3 separate regions of the Homo sapiens genome follow, and regions 2 and 3 are each linked to region 1. A link is a contact called in ENCODE Hi-C or POLR2A ChIA-PET data. All regions are on one chromosome and are shown on one strand. Each heading gives the region's core, a stretch centred on a gene start or an enhancer-like site at or near the end of the contact. The rest is flanking DNA. Distances are from core to core; before and after follow the strand shown. Region 1 holds the start of PTGDS (prostaglandin D2 synthase). Region 2 holds the start of EDF1 (endothelial differentiation related factor 1). Region 3 holds the start of MAN1B1-DT (MAN1B1 divergent transcript).

The links. A loop is a pair of places that touch in the nucleus more often than their neighbours do. ChIA-PET counts read pairs that join two places held with the same protein, here RNA polymerase II (POLR2A). Pooled maps may share reads with other maps.
Region 2: a loop to region 1 is called in a pooled map, with 3 times the contacts of the local background. The contact joins the promoter of EDF1 here to the promoter of PTGDS in region 1. A Hi-C loop is called at or near these places in 5 of 50 pooled maps. POLR2A ChIA-PET finds 5 or more read pairs at or near these places in 8 of 52 experiments (A549, BJ, H1 and 5 more).
Region 3: a pooled map shows a loop between it and region 1 (3-fold over the local background). The contact joins the promoter of MAN1B1-DT here to the promoter of PTGDS in region 1. A Hi-C loop is called at or near these places in 3 of 50 pooled maps. POLR2A ChIA-PET finds 5 or more read pairs at or near these places in 5 of 52 experiments (GM12878, T-cell and WTC11).

Annotation. Positions count from the first base shown.
Region 1 is chr9:136,975,521-136,979,711 of GRCh38, forward strand. It overlaps PTGDS (prostaglandin D2 synthase), which reads left to right and starts at 1,984. Exons shown (of 7, transcript NM_000954.6): 1 at 1,984-2,172; 2 at 3,473-3,612; 3 at 3,703-3,779. The coding sequence starts at 2,059. It also overlaps LOC124902312. RefSeq lists an enhancer at 3,044-4,023.
Region 2 is chr9:136,865,058-136,869,248 of GRCh38, forward strand. EDF1 (endothelial differentiation related factor 1) reads right to left here and starts at 1,251. Exons shown (of 5, transcript NM_003792.4): 1 at 1,124-1,251. The coding sequence starts at 1,201. RefSeq lists silencers at 953-1,142, 1,243-1,552.
Region 3 is chr9:137,084,309-137,088,499 of GRCh38, forward strand. MAN1B1-DT (MAN1B1 divergent transcript) reads right to left here and starts at 2,509. Exons shown (of 1, transcript NR_027447.1): 1 at 638-2,509. It overlaps MAN1B1 (mannosidase alpha class 1B member 1), which reads left to right and starts at 2,677. Exons shown (of 13, transcript NM_016219.5): 1 at 2,677-2,910; 2 at 3,767-3,875. The coding sequence starts at 2,692. UAP1L1 (UDP-N-acetylglucosamine pyrophosphorylase 1 like 1) reads left to right here. Exons shown (of 9, transcript NM_207309.3): 9 at 1-230. RefSeq lists silencers at 2,031-2,260, 2,811-3,040 and an enhancer at 2,601-2,830.

The sequences.
Region 1 (4,191 bases), core at 734-3,233:
CTTTCTGCAGCCCACTAGAAAATGGGGAAGAGGAGGGGCTTGGTCCCTGTTCCAGGCACTGGGTTTGAGGGCTGGACACCCGAGATCCCTGGGAACCCCTCTGGCTATGGGAGGACCCGGCCCCATCAGACTTCAGAGTCCCTCCCTGGCAGGTGACCCAGGCCTGCCCAGACGGAAGCCATTCAGACCCAGAGCCACGTGTCCTGGGTCTCCCTGCCCCGGGCCACCCGCCACCACACCCCAGAGCTTGCTCACCACCGGGAGGCGCTCTTGTCCTGGACCAGCCTAGCCTGGGTTGGGACCTCCAGCCAGGCCAGTCAGCGAGCCACCAGCCCCACCAGAGTGGAATGACAGCCAGGACTCAGCTGGCAGCGGGCAGGAGGCCAGTCTTGTGGTGATATCCCAGCCGCAACTCTCTTCCTGCCCCTCCCCTGTCCTGACGGCAGCCCCCAGCTCTGTAGCTGAGCCAGGCTTGCGGGCCACGCGGGGTCCCGGGTTTAGGCACCCCACCCCTATCTGTTCCAACAGACTCTCCCTCTCAGCCCATGGCACAGATGGCATCTGAGCTAGCAGCACGCTGCTGCTTCAGGCAGGGGTTGATAGGAGGTCCAGGTGGAGGAGTGGGTTCTCAGGACTGCCTTGGCCCCCCTGCACCGCTGCCCTCCTTCTCCCTGCCTCTCAGGTGCCTCCCGGCTCCCTGGGACTCACTCCCTCACCTTGGCCTCTGCCTGGGATGCTACCCGGCCACCCCCACCAGCCCTGACACCAGTGCTGCCCACTAGCCCCTGCTGCTACATAGGCATGCGCCTCCCCCAGTCTGGGCTCCTTGACCCCCGGGCACTGGGGAAGGGGAACAAGGAAGCAGTCCACACCAGCCCACTCCCAGGGCTCGTGCGCCCCCAGCAAGGGATGGGCCACAGAATCCAGGAAGAAGACGGGCTCCGGCCCCCAGTGGTCGCCAGCAGCCCCGTAGAAGCTCACCACCCCACCCCATCCGACTCACTCCTGCTCTCATGTACATTTCCCAGCTCCCCACCCGGGCTCACCTTCAGACCAGCGGCAGCGCTCACCCACCACGCCTGCCAGGGAAGCTCAGTCCCAACAGAATCCAGAGAGGGCCCACCACATGTGCCTGCCTGTGACGGCCTGTGACAGGGCCCCAGCCAGGGCCAACGAGCTGGAGGGGCCCAAGGAGCTGGGTGCAGCGCTGGGGTAACAGGACAGCCCCACGGGGTGCTCCCGAGTCTGGACCAGACTCGGGGTGGGGAGGCCCAGACTCGGCGGGGGGCAGACTTGGGGTGGGGGGATTGCTGGGGGAAGTTGGGGCCTCTGGCAAGGGATAGGGCCTGTGCTCAAGCCCAAAGGTGCCCCAGGCTGAAATGGGCACCCAGGGGTCACTATCAGAGCCCCAACAGCTGGCCATGGGGGAAGCCATGCCCAGCAAACCTGGCCCTCGGGACCCTGCGGGCCAGATCAAGTTTCTCTACCTTGGCCTGAGCTTCTCATCAACACTTCACTTGCTGGGCGTTTCAGGACCAAACTCTCAGGGTGGAAGTGGGGCTTGTGTCCCCTTCTGGGGTGGCAGGGCTCGGAAAGGGAATGATGGTAGGGGCTGTGAGATGTGGGTCCTGGCCCCCAGTGGGAAGTCACCAGAGGCCTCGGAGGCGGGCATGGCTGAGGAACACAGCCCCTGCCCTATCAGGGCCGCTGGGTTGGTGGGCCCTGCCAGCAGGAGGAGGGTGGGCAAGGTCCCTGCCAGCTCTGTCTCTGGGACCAGTGGGCAGGGGCCTCTGCCTCACCCCCACGCTGCCTCAGCTGGGGCAGCAGGCCCAGGCCTCTTGCATAAGCGCCCTGTGGGGGACGAGGCTGCAGCTGTGCCTGGCCACCCCATCCCCCAGCATCACGAGTGTTCAGTGGGCTGTCCCCGGGCCCTGGGTGGAGGCCAAGCCTGGCCCATAAATAGGGGTCTCCTCAGTGCCCTCCGCTCCTCCTGCACACCTCCCTCGCTCTCCCACACCACTGGCACCAGGCCCCGGACACCCGCTCTGCTGCAGGAGAATGGCTACTCATCACACACTGTGGATGGGACTGGCCCTGCTGGGGGTGCTGGGCGACCTGCAGGCAGCACCGGAGGCCCAGGTCTCCGTGCAGCCCAACTTCCAGCAGGACAAGGTGAGGGGCTTTCCTGCGTCATCCCCAAGGGCTACAGGACCCTGTCAGGGGAAGGGCACTTTCCGGCTGGGTCTTCCCCCTGGGAGGAGTGAGCGAAGTCCCGCAGTGCCGGGCAGTGCCGGCCAGGGACTGAGCGGGCGCGCAGGAAGGAGGCTGGGTAGCCGCCCGAGGAGGCTGCCCGCGAGAAGCCCTCCCTGGGCACCGCGTCCCGTCTCCCCTGATGGGCCACGCAGACACCGGGCCACACACGCGCCCACGCCAGCCAGACACGTCCACCCCTGTGGGCACGCGACCCCCAGAGGACACACGAGCGCACGTTCCACACCTGGGTGCCAGGACACGGGCGGGTGGGGCACAGGGATGGCGACAAACACTCCGTGCGCGGTGGGGGTTGGGAGGGACGCGCACCGCACAGACAGCCGGCGACGCGCGCTCTCGCCCGGGAGCTGCTCGGGGAAGCGCCGGAGCGCGGGTCCCCGCGCCGCGCGCCCCTCCCTGGCGTCGAGGAGAACCCCAGCGGTCCGCAGAGCTGAGCCGAAGACCCGCCCCGATCCCCGCCAGGAATGCGACGTCCTCTGCCGCCCGCTGTATGGGCCAGGCGCTCAGCCAGGGCACAGAATCGGGACCGGGGGCGGAGGGGCCGAAGCTGGCTGGTGGGCGGCGTGCGAGGGTGAGGGACTGTCCTCGGGAGGGGCGTGGCCAGACGGGGGTGCTGGGTGTCAGGGGCGTGGCCAGCTTCTGGGGCTGAGGCGTGAGGGGCGGGGCCATCTCCGGGGGAGGGGGAAGTGGGGCGTGGTCATCTCCTGGGGCGGGGCGTGAGGGGCGGGGCCACCTCCCGGGGCGGGGCGGGGGCCTGATGGGCGTGGTCAGCTCCTGGGGCGGGGACGTGAGGGGCGGGGTCAGCTCCTAGGGGGGCATGGGGCGTGAGGGGCGCGGTCAGTTCCCTGGTTGTGGACATGAAGGGCGGGGCCAGCTCTTGGGGCGGGGTCGTGAGGGGCGTGGTCAGCTCCTGGGGCGGGGATGTGAGGGGCGGGGTCATCTCCTGGGGCGGGGATGTGAGGGGCGTGGTCAGCTCCTGGGGCGGAGATGTGAGGGGCGGGGTCATCTCCTGGGGCGGGGATTGAGGGGCGGGGGTCAGTTCCTGGGGCGGGGCGTGAGGGGCGTGGCTGCTCGGGGGATTGGGCGTGGGGGCGGGGCCGGGTTGGAGACCGGAGGAGTAGACGGCAGAGGCGCCCCCGCAGGTAGGCGCAGGTGGGTCCGGAGGGTCCTGGCCGACGCGGGTGGGGGTCGCTCGCCGCAGTTCCTGGGGCGCTGGTTCAGCGCGGGCCTCGCCTCCAACTCGAGCTGGCTCCGGGAGAAGAAGGCGGCGTTGTCCATGTGCAAGTCTGTGGTGGCCCCTGCCACGGATGGTGGCCTCAACCTGACCTCCACCTTCCTCAGGTGGGACAGCGGGCAGGTGGGTTTCTGGGACGGAGAGGTCCAGGGACACCCTCGGGCCTAACCCCTGACCCTGAGGTCACCCACCTACAGGAAAAACCAGTGTGAGACCCGAACCATGCTGCTGCAGCCCGCGGGGTCCCTCGGCTCCTACAGCTACCGGAGTCCCCGTGAGTGGGGCCTCCACCGGCCCCCTGGGCCCAGCCTGGGGGCGACACTTGCCGGGACGACTCTGGGCCAGCCCCCTGCCGCGGAGATCCATGGGGTGGGAGGTGATGGCTGCCCCACCAGCGTCAGAGGCAAAGGCCAGGCCTGGGCGTGACTACCCATGCACAAGTGTTAGGGACAGAGAGACCCTTCCTCCAGGGGGTTGGATCCTCTCTGGAGCCCACCATTGTCTTGTCAGGCCCCTTCCCTGCCCTCTGGAGTTTTCCCCACATAAGCAGCCCCCCAAGGCCCCTCCATATGCCTCCTCCCAATTCTCCTCCCCAGGACCCAGGGGTTTCCTCACTCCCACCTGGGGAATGGCTCCCACGGGGAAACCTCTTCACTTCCGGTTCTGGCAGCGACTTCTGCGGCTGC
Region 2 (4,191 bases), core at 1-2,500, 110 kb before region 1:
ATTTGGTTTTGACTGTGCAACCAGTAAGGGTAGGGCAGACCAATGAATCCCTGTCACCAGAGCCCCAGCGCATCCTGGCCCAACTGGCCTCAAAGGCTTCAGCCCTAGGCCACCTGAGGGTACGAATGAGGCAGAGGCGGTGACTAAACTGTCCTCCCTATTACATCAGACTCACAACTGACCCTCGGATCCATCAGCCACATTGGTAATCTCCTTCCACAAGTACTGTTCAGGGCACGCCCATCTTCCACCTGTGCAACAGGGTCCACCTGCTCATGGGGTCCCCTGAAGCAGGCACTCTCTACAGCCTGTGATGCACCCAGGCAGGCTCCCTGGGCAGTATCTGACCAGCGGAGACCAGTAGAACCAAGCAGGTCCCAGGCAGAGAGAAAACTCTCAGGGAGGAGCCTACCCCCTGTCCCCAGCTCCCACTCAGGTCACTAACCTCTGCCCCGTCACCCAGTCTCCCGCCCCAGGCCCTCAACTGCTGTCCAATGGCCCCCAGCCCTATCCCAACCCCAATTCCCCACCTTCATCGCTGGTTCCTGCTGCTTGCCCCAGTCCCCACCCCTGTCCTAAGCCCTGTACCCCACTCTACCCTGTTCTTCCAAGCCCTGTCCCCATCTCCATCCCTGCCCCCGTTCCCAGTGCCCACCCTGGTTCTCTGTCCCCTATCCTCACACAAGGCCCCCAGCCTTGTCCCCGTCCCCGTCCCCACCTCCTGCCTCTGTCCTCACACCTGTCCCCACCAACAGTCCCTGCCCCTATCCCCTCCCCGCCCCACCCTGGCACTGGTCCCGGCCCTATCGCCTGCCCCTTGCCCCGTCCGGTTCCCTGCTCCTCTCCTCCTCCAGTCGCCCGCCCCCTGCCTCCTGGGTCCGTCCATCCCCTCCTGGGTCCGCCCCCCACCTTCCCACCCCTGTCCTGGCCCGGTCCTCCTACCCCTGCGATTCGCCCCGCCCTTCGAACCCCGTCCTGCCCCCGGCACCCCAGCCTTGTCCCCGTCCCCTGCGCCCTGTCCCAGGCCCCGCCTGCCCTTCCCCGAGCCCCCTGCCCCACGGTCCGTGGCCCCGGCCCAGCGTCCGCCCCGCCCGGCCCGGCCGCTCCTCAGTCAGCAAAGCACCTGCTTGGATTTGGCCTGGGCGGCCGTAGGGCCCTTCTTGCGCAGCACCGTCACCGTGTCCCAGTCGCTCTCGGCCATGGCGGGCGAAGACGAGCGTCCGTCCGGCGGCTCAGCGGCAGCTGCTAGAGACCTGGCGCGGCGACGCTACGTCCCCTCGGCACCTCCCCGCTTTCGGCGTCCCATTGGCTGGCTGCACGCGGGGGGCGGGCACTTCCCGTGCTCGGGGCCATTCGGCGTTCGGCTCGTCTGAGGGACGTCGTGGCCGGGCGCCGGCGACGTAGGGAAGGCGACGTCGGGGCCTGGCCTGGCCTGGCGAGGCGCGGTAGCCGCTGGGGCTGCAGGTCGGGAGGACCCCGGAGCCCGGGCCCCGCGGCCTCCGAGCACACGCGGGCGGCGGCTGCGCCCCGACGCGCAGCCCCCGTGCCTCCCCGGGCCCCGCACCCCGGCCGGGCCACGCGGGCGGAGGGGGCGCGGGGTCTCCGCTCTAGCCGTGCGGCCGCCCCCCTTTGTTTTGCCGCCTGCGCGGCTGGGACCTGCGCTCGAGGACCAGGGCCGTGGGGCCCGAAACGCAGCGTGGGGTGGGACACTTTTTTTTTTTTAACTTTTATTTTTTGAGATGGAGTCTTGCTCTATCGCCCAGGCTGGGTGCCGTGGCGCGATCTCGGCTCACTCCGTCTCCCGGGTTCATGCCATTCTCCTGCCTCAGCCTCCCGAGTACCTGGGACTACAGGCGCCAGCCACCACGCCCGGCTAATTTATTTATTTTATTTTATTTTATTTTTAGTAGAGACGGGCCAGGATGGTCTCGATCTCCTGATCTCGTGATCCGCAGGTGGGACTCTTTAAGAAAAAGAACGCAAGCCGGGCACGGTGGTTCACGCCTGTAGTCCCAGAACTTTGGGAGGCCGAGGCGGGCGTATCACCTGAGGTCGGGAGTTCGAGACCAGCCTGACCAACATGGAGAAACCCCGTCTCTACTAAAAATACAAAATTAGCCGGACGTGGTGGCGGGCACCTGTAATCTCAGCTACTCGGGGAGGCTGAGGCAGAAGAATCAGTTGAACCCGGGAGGCGGAGGTTGCGGTGAGCCGAGATCGCGCTATTGCACTCCAGCCTGGGCAACAAGAATGAAACTGCGTTTCAAAAAAAAAGAAAAAGAATGGAAAACTGTGAAAACATCGGTTGCAAAAATGAATGGTTTTGCATGATGTTTATTTTCTGTAATGTATAAAGTGTATATGTTATATGACAATAATTCTGTAATACCCTATTTTCCAGCCGTTTTGTATAATGAGAAAGGTCATTATACATTATCATTGAACAACTTTTTTAGGATTTTTATTTTTATAGACAGGGTCTCACTCTGTGGCCCACGCTGGAGCACAACATTGAGATCTCAGCTCACTGCAGCCTCGACGTCCTGCGCTCAAGCGATGGGACTATAGGCGCGGCCCCCACGCCTGGCTAATTTTTGTATTTTGTGGGGTAGAGATGGGGTCTCCGTGCCGCCCTGGCTCGTCGGTCTGGAACTCCTGAGCTCGCGTGATCCTCCCGCCTCGGCCTCCCAAAGCCTGGGATTACAGGCTTGAGCCACCGCAGGCCCTAATCATAGTATTGACTTCCGGGCTTTGAATAGATGCTCCACAAACAAGGAACCTGATAAATGCAGTCTCCATCCAAAAAGAAAACATACATAAATGCTGTATTAAATTGGAAATGCTGCATTAGCAAATGCACTCCGCGGAGGAGACAACTGTAATTCTAACCAGGCAGTGGGAAGTTGAGTCTTCTGCTTACCGTTTTTCACACCGGATGATTGGAAGAACCTTGGGGACACACTGATGGCTCCGTCCATACAAACCTTGCTTCTCTGTTTCCCGCCGACTTCCAGCACCAAGCTCCGTTCGGCTAAGGACTCAACAGCCTCAGCCGGCCAGCAAGGATGTGCTTCCACTGAATGAAAATAATCTCTTGTGGCCGGGCGCAGTGGCTCACTTCTGTAATCCCAGCACTTTGGAAGGCCGAGGCGGATGGATCACGAGGTTGAGAGATCGAGATCATCCTGGCCAACACGGTGAAACCCTGTCTCTATTAAAAATACAAAAATCAGCTGGGCATGGTGGTGCGTGCCTGTAGTCCCAGCTACTCAGGAGGCTGAGGCAGGAGAATTGCTTGAACCGGGAGGCGGAGGTTGCAGTGAGTCGACGACACCGCACCATTGCACTCCAGCCTAGGGACAGAGCAAGACTCTGCTGTCTCAGAAAAACAAAAAAAAGAAAGAAAGAAAAAGAAAATATCCCATAAACTCTGACTGGATGTATCTCCACTCAAGTCCCCCTTTGTTGTGTGCCAAAAATGCTTATCGTCACTCCAGTGCCACCAGCCCCCAGGAAGATTGTGATGAAGGTGGAGTTGGCCTGGAAAGAGGCAGCCTTGTTAACACTGCAGTTCAGGCCTCCTAACATGACAAACTTAACCAACACCTGATCTCATGAACGCATTGGGAGGCCCTTTTCAGAGCCTGGGAGACCCATGCAAGTGGGGCTCAGCTAGCTCCGTAGTGAGCCTGGGCTGAGAGAGAGGGGACAGCTACATCTAGCTGTCCTCTGCAGGTGTCCACCAAGACAGCCGTTGTCCCATCTGGCCCTCCATCGGGAGTCCAGGCCTGATGCCACAAGTCACTTGTGCCCTGTCCTTGGCACTCCCTGCACCAAGGCATGATGGATACAGGTGTCTGTGTGAGGCTGTCCTCACTGCCCACTCCGTCCCACTCCATCCCACTCCGTCCGTCCCACTCCGGGGTCGTTTGTTTGCACTCCCTCCTATTCCTGGATTCTTCCGACTTCGGGCCCAGAGGAAAGCAGCTGATACAAAGAAGCAGCTTTGGGGGGTCTGGTGAGCCTCTCGTATCTCACTGGAGATGTTGCACCAGTCTGTCTACCAGTTATCCATTTAGCTTCATGCATGGAGAAAAGACAATTCCAAAGACTTCTGGAGAAAAAAAGTCTCTTCATTTCCATCTGCAGATCTTAGTGTCTCTCTGGCATAATTTCCCTCCAGCCTTTCTT
Region 3 (4,191 bases), core at 1,259-3,758, 110 kb after region 1:
GGACTACAGGCACCCACTACCACGCCTGGCTAATTCTTTGTATTTTTAGTAGAGATGGGGTTTGACCGTGTTAGCCAGGATGGTCTCGATCTCCTGACCTCGTGATCCACCCACCTCGGCCTCCCAAAGTGCTGGGATTATAGGTGTGAGCCACCGCGCCGGGCCGGTTGCTGGCATCTTAATGTTCTGTAGGTGGAATATTTCCAATAAACACAAGGTGCCGTAATTGACTGCTACTCTGGCAAGTGCAGTTTTTGGGCAGTGCACGGGTGTTGGGAACAAGGATCAGGTGTTCACAGCTGTGTCCCAGGGCTGGAGCTCACTGGGGGCCCCCTTAGGGACAGGAGTTCACACATGAAGGCCAAGACTACTTGGGGTGCCAAGGAATCCCCCCGCGGTCCCATCCCACTCTTCACCAGGGTCTCAGGAGGGCCTGAGACAACCTGCGGTCAGGAACCTCGGGGCGCTCTCCAGGGCAGGCTTCTGCATGCTCAGCTCTGACAGCCTGGAGACTCGCTCTCCTGCACCTGCATCCTTGAGATGCCAAGGTTTCCCTGCTAACCACGTGAGGATGCTTGGGGTACTCCAGGGACTGACAAGAGTGAGTGGTGTCAACCTAAAGAGAAACTCAGGCTCTCCAGAATAAATGAATTTAATCAAGAATAACACATAATTGCAATGCAGAGTATGCAAGCCTCAGTGGGTCACAGGCATGTGGTGGGGGGGTGGGGTGGGGATTGAGGAAAGGGGGAATTTTTTTTTTTTGAGACTGGATCTCACTCTGTTGCCCAGGCTGGAGTGCAGTGGTGCAATCATGGCTCACTGCAGCCTCGACCTCCTGGGGCTTAGGTGGTCTTCCCACCTCAGCCTCCAGAGTAGCTGGGACCACAGGTGCACACCACCACACTGGACTCATTTTTTTATTTTTTGTAGAGACAGGGGTTTCACCATGTTGCCCAGGTTGGACTCCTGAGCTCAGGGGATCTGCCCACCTTGGCCTCCAAAAGTGCTGGGATTACTACAGGCATGAGTCACTGTGCCCCGCCCACGGGAAATTTCTTTTTTTTTTTTTTTTTTTTTTTTGAGACAGAGTCTTGCTCTGTTGCCCAGGCTGGAGTGCAGTGGTGCCATCTCGGCTCACTGCAACCTCCACCTCCTGGGTTCAAGGAATTCTCCTGCCTAAGCCTCCCGTGTAGCTGGGACTACAGGTGCCTGCCACCAACCATGCCCTGCTAATTTTTTTGTGTTTTTTGTAGAGACGGGTGTCTCACCATGTTGGCCAGGCTAGTCTTGAACTCCTGACCTCAAGTGATCCACCTGCCTCGGCCTCCCAAAGTCCTGGGATTACAGAAGCCACCGCGCCTGGCCCCAAGGGGAATCTTTTAAAAAAGAGAAGTTCCCATAAACTGCTTTGAAACCATAAAGACCAAAGGTTAGAAGGGTTTGCCGCAGGCGCTCCGTTGCTAATGTTTTTGTGAGGGCTTCTTCAGGGCCTCTTGTTAGAGTGTGACATAAACGACTTCATTTGGGTACCAGCAAGTGTCACAGGGGGCAGAGACCAGCAGAAACCTAAAGATGACCCCTAGAAGAGCAGGAGGCCAGGGGAACAGAGTTAGACGAGCCACGTGCTAAGCAGGACGTCGCTGCCGGGGGAGCTCTCCAGACACGCAGAAATGCCACAGTCAGGACCGTGGGACGCAGCGGATTCGCCCAAGGGCAGGAGCAGCCTGGCCAGGAGAGAATGAAGGAGGGGCCGGGCGTGAGGTTCGGCTGGGGAGAACCCAGGCAGGGAGGGCCTCGGGCGGCCACGGACGCCGCTTTGCCATTTTGGGCGTTTCTGGGGAGGACAACGCGTGCAGGAAGCGCAGTCATCTCAAGCTGACCTCCAAGGTTACCGAGTTCGAGGGCTGGGAGCCGGGTCTGAAAGCCCCGACCCGCCTATGGCGCGGGGACTGTGGGTCCAGCCGGCCGATTGGCCGCCTCGCTCGGCGCCGGTCCAGGCGCAGCGCTCGGGCCCCGGGGACCGTGAGATGCGGCGCAGCCAGCTTAGCTCGGGGTAGCAGCCACCCCAGCCCGGGTGCCGCCCGGCCTGGTCCGCGACTTCGGGAGGGTCCGGTCCTTCCCCCGGCCCCCACGCCTGGGTGAGGCCCTGGGCTTCTTGCCGGTGACCACGCGGCCAGGGTGGGCACCAGCCCAGGACGGCGCCCAAGGGCAGCCCAGCTCCATCCCCGCGCCGCGGGTTCCGGAACCGAGGCGCGGGACGCTGGGACTCTCTGCCAACATGGCGGCCCCGCCCGGGCGCCTCCCCGGGTCCCTAGTGTCTGCGTCTCCCGTGAGGGCGTGGGCAAAGTCGGTGCAGCCAGACGACAGGAGGCGAGAGAAGCCCAGCTCCAGGCCCATGAGGCGAACCACGTGGGAGCCCCAGACAGCGACCACGCCCCAGGCGAACCAAGGCCCGCCCCGTTGCTACAGCTACGCTCGTAGCACACCTGGGCAGGCGCTGCCGGACGCATGCGCAATGAACCTGAGGGCAGGGCGGAGTCGCAGCAGTTGTCTGACGCAGTCGCCGTAGGACGCAGCCCCGTACGCTGGAGCGCAGCGGAGACAGGCGCGGGCGCACTGGCCGCATAGAGACGCAGCGCACGCGCAGTCGCGTATCCGTGTGATGGGCGGGCTGTTGACGGCGCTGCGATGGCTGCCTGCGAGGGCAGGAGAAGCGGAGCTCTCGGTTCCTCTCAGTCGGACTTCCTGACGCCGCCAGTGGGCGGGGCCCCTTGGGCCGTCGCCACCACTGTAGTCATGTACCCACCGCCGCCGCCGCCGCCTCATCGGGACTTCATCTCGGTGACGCTGAGCTTTGGCGAGAACTATGACAACAGCAAGAGTTGGCGGCGGCGCTCGTGCTGGAGGGTGAGGGTCGCGCCGGGCTGACTGGGGCCCGGGGCTGCCGTGCCCGCCGCCCTCCCAGACTGCGGCTCCGAGCGGGACCTGGGCGGGCGGACTCGACTCCCCAGGCGCCGCCCTCTCCACCCCTTCCCCGCAAAAAGGGGCAAATGTGCGTTCCTGGTTGGGGCAGCCGTGGGCGGCTCGCCTGCAGCGGTCTCAGCGGCCCAAATTCTGCGGGGCGGTGGTGGGAAGAGGGCTCAGAGCCCCAGCAGGTTTTCTGGGCTTCGTTCGCTTTTCTGCAAGGTCCTGGCCCAGGCGCCTGCCCCTCTTGGAGCGGAAACCGGAGGTTCCCCGTGGTGTATGCTCCCCTCGGTACAGTGAGAAATGAGCCCCTCTTGATTGGCTCCTGGTCTGTTCGTGGTGGTCTCAGGCCGAAGGGCATTGATAACCACATGCGGACTGTGCATCGCCTGGGCGGTGCCTGGGCTACATCTGTGGGAGTCGCAGGAGTCTTTCTCCACTGTTGATGAAATGTGACAGAAATGTTTCTGCTTTTTTCTTATCCTCGTCTCATCTGCACCACTGTATTAACGACATCTGTAGTATTGTCCCAGCAATGTTCCTACTCCCTGCTGAGAGGGAACTTCTCCCCATTCAAAATAAATAGAGCTGGCCGGGCACGGTGGCTCATCCCGCGTTCCACCCACTACACTCCAGCCTAGGTGTAACAGAATGAGACCCTGTTTCCAAAAAAAAAAAGAAATAGAGCTGAACACTGGATCTTCCAGAAGAATTCCTTATTGTCCTCACAGTTTGTGACAGTTGAGACGTTCCGTGTGATATATTCAGTAAGAAATGTCATTCTCTGTACCTCCCTTAGAAATGGAAGCAACTGTCGAGATTGCAGCGGAATATGATTCTCTTCCTCCTTGCCTTTCTGCTTTTCTGTGGACTCCTCTTCTACATCAACTTGGCTGACCATTGGAAAGGTATCAGAAACACGTGTACTTGAAAACGATATCTGTGTTGAGGGTTGATTGGGCAGAAGCAATCTTGCATTCTACCTTAAACAGCTCCAGGAGGCATATATGGCAACGAATTGGCAAGAAATCAAGATAAAGAGAAAGGTAGAGCTGTATGTAACCACCTGGCTAGAACACAGATGTTAATTTGATGCTGTCTGACTACTTTCTAGGTCTCTGGTGTAAGTACTGATATGTCCAGCCTCCCTTATAGAGTAAGTCAGCTGGTGGGCTTGAACACTCAGCCTAAATAACCACACAAATTTCGTAGCACTCATTAGCG